Linked DNA regions of Homo sapiens: region 1 is linked to region 2. A link is an interaction called in ENCODE POLR2A ChIA-PET data of the cell type or tissue named here. Cell type or tissue: OCI-LY7. All regions are shown on one strand. Each heading gives the region's core, and the rest is flanking DNA. Links, peaks and the distances in the headings are about the cores only.

Evidence for each region. ChIA-PET counts read pairs that join two places held together with the same protein. Peaks named below come from ENCODE experiments on the same cell type or tissue, not always from the same donor. Only the 100,000 strongest peaks of a DNase experiment are listed, where the experiment ranks them.
Region 1: POLR2A ChIA-PET joins it to region 2 with 5 read pairs; 5 of 35 experiments call an interaction of 5 or more read pairs at or near these places.

The regions. Positions count from the first base shown.
Region 1 is chr19:23,279,760-23,285,134 of GRCh38, forward strand. No RefSeq gene overlaps it. Among named protein-coding and RNA genes, the nearest start is that of ZNF724, 32 kb to the left of the region's middle. In OCI-LY7, for the core only: CTCF peaks have their summits at 2,580, 2,785 and 4,378 (motif pointing left); DNase peaks (open chromatin) are centred at 3,032 and 4,372; H3K27ac peaks cover 1,224 bases.
Region 2 is chr19:23,073,028-23,078,402 of GRCh38, forward strand. It overlaps a transcript of ZNF730 not described here. Among named protein-coding and RNA genes, the nearest start is that of LINC01858, 14 kb to the left of the region's middle. RefSeq lists enhancers at 1,796-2,543, 4,686-5,259. In OCI-LY7, for the core only: no CTCF peak of the experiment used is centred there; DNase peaks (open chromatin) are centred at 2,134 and 2,484; H3K4me3 peaks cover 3,004 bases; H3K27ac peaks cover 831 bases.

The DNA.
Region 1 (5,375 bases), core at 225-5,224, 210 kb after region 2:
GCTGGGATTGCTGGTGCACATCACCACGCCTGGGTAATTTTTGTATTTTTAGTAGAGATGGGCTTTCACCATGTTGGCCAGGCTGGTCTTGAACTCCTGACCTCAGTGATCTGCCCACCTCGGCCTCCCAAAGTGCTGGGATTACAGGTGTGAGCCATGGCACCCGGCCTTGCCTGGATAATTTTTTAATTTTTAATAGAGACGGGGTTTTGCCATGTGGGTCAGGCTGATCCCAGACTCCTGACCTCAGGTAATCCATTTGCCTCAATCTCCCAGAGTGCTGGGATTACAGGCATGAGCCATGGTGCCCAGACTAAAAATTCTCATTTTTGCTTTCCCTGGGTGAATTTAGAAATTTTCTCAGATGTGTTTTTTTTATGGCTGGGTGATTTCCAACAGAATTCCAAGGCATAGCTATTAGAATGCTAGCTACCAAGGATAAAATAAGGGAAATCTCTCTTCTATTTTGGCTGCAGAAAATAAATACATTTCCACAAGAAAATGTGGTAGGTAATTAGTGAGTCACATAGATTCATTAAAACATCAGTTTCTCTTTTTACAAGGTAAATTCGTGACAGTGAATATTTTTGTTGTATATCCTGTGATTTTTATTTCTGAGCTTCATGCTAAATTTTATGAGATAAAACTTGAGGCCAGGCACAGTGGCTTACGCCTGCAATCCTAGCACTTTGGGAGTCCGAGGCCGGCAGATCGCCTGAGCTCAGGAGTTCGAGACCAGCCTGGGCAACATGGTGAAACCCCGTCTCTACTAAAGTATAAAAGAATTAGGCGGGTGTGGCATCATGTGCCTGTAGTCGCATCTACTGGGGAGGCTGAGGCAGGAGAATTGCTTGAACCTGGGAGGCGGAAGTTGCAGTGAGCTGAGATTGCACCACTACACTCCAGCCTGGGTGACAGAGCGAGACTCCGTCTCCAAAAAACAAACAAACAAACAAAAACTTGGTACCTCCTAGAAATGTTCACATATGACTAATTGTTTACTACATGATTTTTCATGAAAATAATGCAATAATACATTTATTATCTGAAGGGAATAGATGCTTTTGCTTTCCTTGTTGAGGTATGAAATATAAGCACCTTAAAATTTCCTTTCGGTGGGGCATGGTGGCTCACGCCTGTAATCCCAGCACTTTGGGAGGCCGAGGCGGGCGGATCACGAGGACAGGAGATTGAGATCATCCTGGCTAACATGGTGAAACCCTGTAATAAAAATACAAAAAATATTAGCCGGGTGTGGTGGCACGTGCCTGTAGTCTCAGCTACTCAGGAGGCTGAGGCAGGAGAATCACTTGAACCCGGGAGGCAGAGGTTGCAGTAAGCCAAGATCGTGCCACTGCACTCCAGCCTGGGTGACAGAGCATGACTCCATCTCAAAAAAAAAAAAAAAAAAATTCCTTTTTTTACATGAAAATAGTGTTTGAGTAATTTTGCTAGATTTTTCAAAGATTTTCAAAAACCAAGTGAGTGGCTGGGCATGGTGGCTCATGCCTGTAATCTCAGCACTTTGAGAGGCTGAGGCAGGCGGATCACCTGAGGTCAGGAGTTCAAGATCAGCCTGGCCAACATGGTGAAACCCCGTCCCTACTAAAAATACAAAACAGCCAGGCATGGTGGAAGGTACCTGTAATCCCAGCTACTCGGGAGGCTGAGGCGGGAGAATTGTTTGAACCCAGGAAGCGGTGGTAGCAGTGGCTGAGATTGTGCCACTGCACTCCAGCCTGAGCAAAAGAGTGAGACTCCATCTCAAAAAAAAAAAAAAAAAAAACCCTCTCTCTCTCTTTGATTGTCACACCCAGGCTGGAGTGTGACAAAAACAAAACTAATAGGTCAAATTCAGCATGCAGGAAGAAGCACAGGAAAATAGAGAGAGAAAAGAAAAAAGAAGAAAAACAACACCAAGTTACTCTAAGTACTGTGGAAATAAACTGAAAGTGGGGTTAGAGAAAAAAAGAAAGAAGAAGGTCCAAGTAGTTCCAGGTACTTGGGAGGCTGAGATGGGAAGACCAACTGGACGTGACCAGTGAATCACAGTCTGCATGGACCTGAATGGTACAGGCGCCAGTGAGAGCCATCTGGTCGACCTTAGACATGGCAAGCTGACAGCCAGGTCCAAAGCTCATGGCCAACATCTCTCTCAAAATAAATAAACAAAAAACCAACAGTAAATTTTAACAATAACAAAGAAATAATAACAAGCAATAAGACCAATAAATAAGTAGAAGTAAACAAACGTAAAAGGTAATTAATATCACAATTAGTTGTTCTCTCTCTGTTTCTCAGTTTCTGTCTTTCTGTTTCTCTGTCTCTCTCTCCCTTGATCTCTGTGTGTCACACTATCACACCCAGGCTAGAGTGCAGGTGTATGGTTACAGCTCACTGTTGATTGCACACCTGCACTCAAGCCATGATGTGACAGAGTGAGAAGACCTAGCTAAATAGAAATATATATAACATCAACTTCAGCATCTAGGAAGGAGCATAAAAGATTTTAAAAAGAGAGAGAGAGAACAAAGGACACAAAAGAAAAACTACGGCAACTCTCTCTAAGTACTGTTGAAGCCAACTGAAAGTGGGGCTAGAAAAAAAACAGAGGAAGAAGGTTTGAGTAGTTTTACATACTTAGGAGGCTGAATGGAAAGACCACCAGGGTGAGACTGGGGAGATCAAGGCTATAGGGAATCACAATCACATCCTTCCTTTGGACCTGAAAAGTACTGCCACTGGTTATAGCTATCTGGTCCACCTGAGACATGGCAAGCTGGCGGCCAAGTCCAATGCTCATGGCTGAAGTCTGTCTCAAAATAAATAAACTAACAACAGTAAATATTCAACAATAAAGAAATAATAAAAAACAATAATAAGACAAATAAGTGGGAGGGAACAAAGATAAAAGGTAATTAATATCACAATTAATTGTCTCTCTTTCTGTCTCTCTCTCCCTTGATCTCCATGTGTCACAGTTTCACACCCAGGCTGGAGTGCACATGTGTGGTCACAGCTCATTGCTGATCACTCACCTGCACTCCAGCCAGGGCGTGACAGAGTGAGAAGACCCAGCTAAAAAAAAAAAAAAGAAATCTAAAACATCAGTTTCAGCGTGCAGAAAGGAGTGTAAGGAAATGAAACAAAGAGAGCAAAGAACAAAGGAGAAAAACCACAGCAACTCCCTCTAAGTTCTGTGGAAGCAAACTGAAAGTGGAGTTGGAAAAAGAACAGAGGAAGATCCAAGCAGTTTCAGGTACTTAGGAGGCCGAGATGGATGGGAAGACCACCTGGGCAAGACCAGGGAGATCAATGCCACAATGAATCACAGTTGCATCTCTTTCCAGCCATGCTCAGTGGCTCACGCTTGTAATCCTGGTACTTTGGGAGGCCGAGGCGGGTGGATCACGAGATCAGGAGATCAAGACCAGCCTGACCAACATGGTGAAACCCCATCTCTACTAAAAATAAAAAAAAAATTAGCTGGGCGTGGTGGCGGGTGCCTGTAATCTCAGCTACTTGGGAGGCTGAAGCAGGAGAATCATTTGAAACTGGAAGGGGGAGGTTGCAGTGAGCCGAGATTGCGCCACTGCACTCTAGCCTGGGCAACAAGAGCAAAACTCCATCTAAAAAAAAAAAAAATTGCATCCCTCTGCCTTACCTGAGTAATATGAGCAATACTGCTGCCGGTGAGAGCTATCTGGCTGACCTTAGACAAGGCAAGCTGGCGGCCAGGTCCAATGCTCGCAGCTGACAACTGCCTCAAAATTAATAAACAAATGACCAACAGTAAATAATAATAACAGAGAAATGATAATGAACAATAATATGACCAATCAATAAATAAATAAATGGGAGTGAACAAAGGTAAAAGGTAATTAATATCACAATTTATTGTTGTCTCTCTCTGTCTCTATTTCTCTGTCTGTTTCTGTCTGTCTGTGTCTCTGTCTGTCTTTCTGTCTCTCTCTTTGATCTCTGTATGTCACACTGTCAAACCCAGGCTGAGGTGAAGGTGTGCAGTCACAGCTCACTGCTGGTCATGCACCTGCACTCCAGCCAGGGTGTGACAGAGTGAGAAGACCTAGCTAAAAAATTATATATGTGTATAAAACATCAACTTCTGCATGCAGGAAAGAGCGTAAAAAAAATTAAAAAAAAAAGAGAGACAGCAAAGAACAAAAAGAAAAACTACAGCAACTCTCTCAAAGTACTGTGGAAGCAAACTGAAAGTGGGGTTAGAAATAAAGCAGAGGAAGAAGGTCTGAGTAGTCCCAGGTACTCGGGAGGCCAAGATGGGAAGATCAGCCCCGTGAGACTGGGGAGATGCAGGCTGCAGTGAATCATGATCGCATCCCTCTGCTGGACCTGAATGGTACTGCTGCCAGCAAGAGCCAAATGGTCGACCTTAGACATGGCAAGCTGGCGACCAAGTCCAACACTCGTGGCTGACATCTGTCATAAAATGTATAAACAAGAAAACCAACAATATATATATTTTTTGAGACAGAGTCTTGCCCTCATTGCCCAGGCTGGAGTGCAATAGTGCAATTTTGTCTTTCCGCAACCTCTGCCTCCTGGGTTCAAGCGATTCTCCTGTCTCAGCCTCCCAAGTAGCTGGGATTACAGGCATGCGCCACCACGCCTGGCTAATTTTGTAGTTTTAGTAGAGATGGGGTTTCTCCATGTTGGTCTGGCTGGTCTCGAACTCCCGACCTCAGTTCATCCACCTGCCTCGGCCTCCCAAAGTGCTGAGATTACAGGCATGAGCCACCTCGCTCAGCCCATAAATATTTAAAAATAACAAAGAAATAACAATAACAAGACCAATAAATAAGTAAGTGGGAGTGAACAAAGGTAAAATGGAATTAATATCACAACTAATTGTTGTCTTTCTGTCTGTCTCTGTTTTGGTCTCTCTGCCACTGTCTGTGTCTCTGTCTCTCTGTCTATCCCTCTCTCCATCAATCTCTGTGTGTCACACTGTCACACACAGGCTGGAGGGCAAGGTCACGGTAATGACTCACTGCTGATTGAACACCTACACTCCAGCCAGGGTGTGACAGAGTTAGAAGACCTACAAAAAATAAAATTAAATTAAACATCCATGTCAGTGTGGAGGAAAGAAGGTAGCAAAAAATAAAAGAAAAAAAGAAACAGAGCAAAGAACAAAGAATAAAGGCCACAGCAACTCCCCCTAAATACTGTGGAAGCAAAATGAAAGTGGGGGTAGAAAAAAAAAAGTAGGAAGATGGACTGTGTAGTCCCAGGTAAATGGGAGGCTGAGATGGGAAAACCTTCCGGATGAGACCACGAAGATCGTTGCTGCATTGAATCATGATTGTATCCCTCTGCTGGGCCTGAACAATAGT
Region 2 (5,375 bases), core at 220-5,219:
GTTAATATTTGTATTTTTAGTAGAGACAGGGTTTCATCATATTGACCAGCCTTGCCTTGAACTCCTGACTTCAAGTGATCTGACCGCCTTGGCCTCCCAAAGTGCTGGCATTACAGGTATGAGCCACCGTACCCGGCCAACCAATGCCAGTTTCTAGGCTCATGAGAGTGTGGCACAGGTAAACATCACCTGTCATTGGTGACAGAAGAAAAAAGGCTGGAGGGAAGACCAGGTGGGGGAGAGGTGGTAGGCTGTGGGGCTAGACCCTGGGCATGCTGGACCTGTTAGGTCACTGAACATCTATCTGGCTGGCCACCTGCCCCTTCACGTCAGTTGAGGAAAGGGGATTGGGCAGCATTCTCCATAAGTCCCACTGTGCTGTGAGGATGGAGGAGTGTCTACAAATTGCCATCTTAGGGTAGGTTTTAGTGTGAGCTGGACTCTCTTGGAGAGCCAATGAGATGGGAGGAAGACAGTCCCCCAGGTAAACCTTAGGGACAGAGCCTGTGAAGTAAGAGGGGGTGTGTGGAGGTGGCCTGTCCCTATGAGAAGGGGAGTTTAAAACTATTACAGGCTGGGCACTGTGGCTCACGCCTGTAATCCCAGTACTTTGGGAGACAGAGACGGGTGGATCACTTGAGGTCAGGAGTTCGACACCAGCCTGGCCATGACAGCGAAACCCCAGCTCTACTAAAAATACAAAAATTAGCCAGGCGCTGTGGCACGCGCCTATAGTCCCAGCTACTTGGGAGGCTGAGGCAGGAGAATCCCTTGAACCTGGGAGAGGGAAGTTGCAGTGAGCTGCAATGGCGCCACTGCAGTCCAGCCTGAGCGACAGAGTCTCGCTCTGTCAAAAAAAAAGAAAAAAAAAGAAAGAAAGAAAGAAAAGAAAAAGACATTTGAATTCTAGTATCTGTCAGTTCCTCTGAGCCAACTGGAAAATAGATGCCTTTCACCTTGAAGTTTGTTTTTGCTTGTTTGTTTTTTTGAGACAGAGTCTCGCTCTGTTACTATACTGGAGGGCAGTGGCCTGATCTCAGCTCACTGCAACCTCTGCCTCCTTCAAGCGATTCTCCTGCATCAGCATCAGCCTCCCTAGTAGCTGGGACTACATGCGCACGCCACCACACCCGGCTAATTTTTGTAATTTTAGTAGAGATGGGGTTTCACCATGTTGGCCAGTATGGTCTCTATTTCTAGACCTCAAGACCCGCCCGCCACAGCCTCCCAAAGTGCTGGAATTACAGGCGTGAGCCACCAGGCCTGGCCACCTTGAAGTTTTAAGTGACAACCAAGGATAGCCACCAGTGTCTTGGTTATGGAAGCCTCCTACGTGCTTCCCGCCCCCAGTTTGATTTGCAGGCTCCTGGTTGTGTTGCAGTAAACACGCTTTCCTCTGGCCTTGTCCAATGAATACGGTTCACACAGCTAACAGTACTTCTTGAGAGGGGTTACCATGTAAAGCTGAGAATAAACTGGGTTTAGGTAACGTTGTGCCTCCTTATCACCTGAGAGGCCATTGTTCCTGGTTCATTCTGTAAGTGTATTAGTGCTGTCAGACATCTTTGGACAATTCAAATGAAAAGGGGCTGTGGTTTTATAAAGGAAACAAATGCTTTAGATGTGAAATCCTTCTTTTATTCTCCACTTCTCTTACGTGAAAATTTTTGTTTTATTTATTTATTTTTGAGACAGTGTCTCCCTCTGTCATCCAGGCTGGAGTGCAATGGTGCGATCTTGGCTCACTGCAACTTCTGCCTCCCGGGTTCAAGCGATTCTCCTGCCTCAGCCTCCCGAGCAGTTGGGATTACAGGAGCCCACCACCACGCCCGGCTAGTTTTTGTATTTTTACTAGAGACGGGGTTTCGCCATGTTGGTCAGGAGGGTGTCGAACTCCTGACCTCAGGTGATCCGCCCGCCTCTGCCTCTCAAAGTGCTGGGATCACAGGCGTGAGCCACCGCCCCCCGACGCCTCAGCTCATTTGTTAATTAGCAGTAATTGCCCGGGTCAGTGACACCTCCTACTTGAGCCTCTTTCCCTGTCCATAAAATGCACTAATACTGGGGTGGGTGGGATTGGGAGGTGGGTCCTGGAGCTCCATCCAATCAGTGGCACTGGTGTAGGAACCGCCCGATCAGGCGCGCAGTTGGAGAGGAGGGCGTGGCTTCCGGCATTTGGCGGGGTCTTTGTCTCTCGCTCCCGCCAGAGCTTGGGATCGGTCTTCACTGTTCCGCGTCCTCTACCTGGGAACCACCGACCCCCGCCCGGCGACTTTGTCACAGACTCTGTTGCCCTGTGATCTGCAGGTCCTGGGAGACGCACAGCCAAGATGCCAGGGCACCCTGGAAGCTGTGAAGTGGTGCGTATGCGGGGTTGGGCATCCCTTGAGGCGAGAGCGGGCTGTGAAACCTGCAGGACCGGCCTCCCCACAGTCCGCTCCCGGGTCCGCCGACCTCAGTCCTCTCTGGCGCAGCTCGGCCCCAGGCGTCTCTGGCCGCAAGATGGCGGCTGGGCCCGCGGCCGGGACCCCCAGCGTCTCGCCGCGTCCCTGCTGGGCGCCCTGTCTGGACCTCCCTGGGCAGCTCTGCGCCCGCAGCCCCGAGTATTTCCCAGAGTGCTTAGGGATGCCAGGCGGGTCATCAGGGTAGAATCCCGACTAGGTGTGTGCGTGGGAGGAGCTGCGACCCGTGGGGTTCCCAAGCTTTCCTGTTATTTTTTTTTTCTTTTCTTTTTAGACAGTCTCGCTCTGTCGCTAAGGTAAAGTGCAGTGGTGTGACCTCGGTTTCTGTAAGCTCCGTCTCCCAGGGTCAAGCCTCCCAAAGTGCCGGGATTACAGGGTTGAGCCACCGCGCCTGGCCTAATATATTAATTTATAAGAAATGCATTCGAGTTGGGTTTTAGATTTTTTAAATTTATGAACACAGGGGACTAGAGCCACTTTAGTCTAATTTCCTGCTGTTTAATTATTTTAACACTCCACAGAGGACTCGTTTTCCTCTGTGCCTTCCTAATGTGTGGCAAGCAGGGCTCTAATCCACTTTTTTCCCTTAGCCTAACTCAGGCTTGCAGTAAAATTATAAATTTCCACTTTTGTTCCTACATTCTCAAATGTGGGATATGAGACCAACTTCCCCTGTCCAGTTTACGACACTATCAACTATTTGTCCTTTATTGTACATTAGAGACACGGTATTTTAATTGTTAATCATGATTTTACACAGCAGTGGATGGTGGCAGGTTTTTAAAGATTTGTTTTCTGTCTATAAACATTTCACATGAGAAAAATGTAGAAAATAATCCTCTGTCACTCCACTGTAAAAAATAAAAATAAAAATTATCTCTGCCTCTCCCACTTTTATCTTCCCTAGGTACACACACCTTATTAGTACGTCTTCGGGTTGAAGTTTTGCTTTGGAGAAATTACAGGGCCCTTTACAGCAGCCCTCTGGTCTTTTCTTGGTCATGAGTTTCAGAACTGTCTTAACCAACCCAGGATGCCCGTAGTGACCATATCTCTTGGAGTGTCTAATGAATATCATCCCCTGGGTCATTTCTTAGAGGGCAGCCTGAGGAATGGGAGTATAGCCTCTCAGAGGAGCAACTGGGTGGTCTGGGCCTGAGGACAGTCTCCTGGTATACCATTTGTCTAAAAAGCTACCTCTTAGAACATTAAGATTTTTTTGGTCAAAGGAATGCTTAGGCACCACTGGTGGGAGTTTAAATCAGTTCACCTATTGTCGACAGTGTGGCCATTCCTCAGAGACCTAGAGAAAGCAATACCATTCAACCTAGCAATCCAGTTATTGGGTATATACCCAAAATAATATAAATCATTCTACTATAAAGACACGTGCATGTGTATATTCATTGCAGCACAATTCACAATAGCAAAGACATGGAGTCAAGCTGAATGCCTATCAATGATAGACTCAATAAAGAAAATGTGGTACATATACACCATGGGATATTGTGCAGCTATAAAAAAAATGAGATCATGTCTTTCGGAGGAATGTGGATGGAGCTGTAGGCTGTTATCCTTAGCAAAGTAACACAGGAACAGAAAACTAAATACCACATATTCTCACTTTAAAGTGAAAGTTGAATGATGGGAACACATGGACACAGAGGGGAACAATCCATACTGGGGTCTATTGGAAGGAGGAGGGAGAGGAACAAAAAAAGTAATTAATGGGTACTAGGTTTCATACCTGGGTGATGAAATAATCTTCACAACAAACCCCCATAACACACCTATGTAAAAAATGTGCATAGGTAAAAATGTGTCTCAAACTCCTGACCTCAGGTGATCTGCCCGCCTTGGCCTCCCAATGTGCTGGGATTACAGGTGTAGGTTTTTTAAAAATTTAGGTAGCTTTTCCCATAATTCCCTAAGAGCTTTTTTTTTTTTTTTTTTTTTTTTTTTTTTTGAGATGGCGTTTCACTCTGTCACCCAGGCTGGAGTGCAGTAGCAGTGTCTTGGCTCACTGCAACCTCCAACTCCTGGGTTAAAGCAATCCTCCTGCCTTAGCCTCCCGAGTAGCTGGGATTATAGGCATGTGCCAGCCAACACACCCGGCTAATTTTTGTATTTTTAGTAGAGATAGGGCTTCATCATGTTGGCCAGGCTGGTCTTGAACTCCTGATGTCAAGTGATCTGACCGCCTCAGCCTCCCAAAGTGCTGGGGTTACAGGCGTGAGGCACCACGCCCAGTCTGTGTGGGGAAAAGAGAGATCAGACTGTTACTGTGTCTGTGTAGAAAGAAGTAGGCATAAGAGACTCCATTTTGCTCTGTACTAAGAAAAATTCTTCTGCCTTGAGATGCTATTAATCTGTAACCCTACCCCCAACCCTGTGCTCACAGAGACAAGTGCTGTGTTAACTCAAGGTTTAATGGATTTAGGGCTATGCAGGATGTGCTTTGTTAAACAAGTGCTTAAAGGCAGTATGCTTGTTAAAGTCATCACCAGTCTCTAATCTCAAGTACCCAGGGACACAATACACTGCTGAAGGCCGCAGGGACCTCTGCCTAGGAAAGCCAGGTATTGTCCAAGGTTTTTCCCCATGTGATAGTCTGAGATATGGCCTCATGGGAAGGGAAAGACCTGACCGTCCCCCAGCCTGACATGGGTAAAGGGTCTGTCCTGAGGAGGATTAGTAAAAGAGGAAGACCTCTTTGCAGTTGAGATAAGAGGAAGGCATCTGTCTCCAGGCATGTGTCTTTATAGTAGAATATAGTAGAATGATTTATATTATTCCCGGAGAGTGATTTATATTATTCCCTGGGCAATGGAATGTCTCGGTGTAAAACCCGATTGTATGTTCCATATACTGAGATAGGAGAAAACTGCCTTAAGGCTGCAGGTGAGACATGCT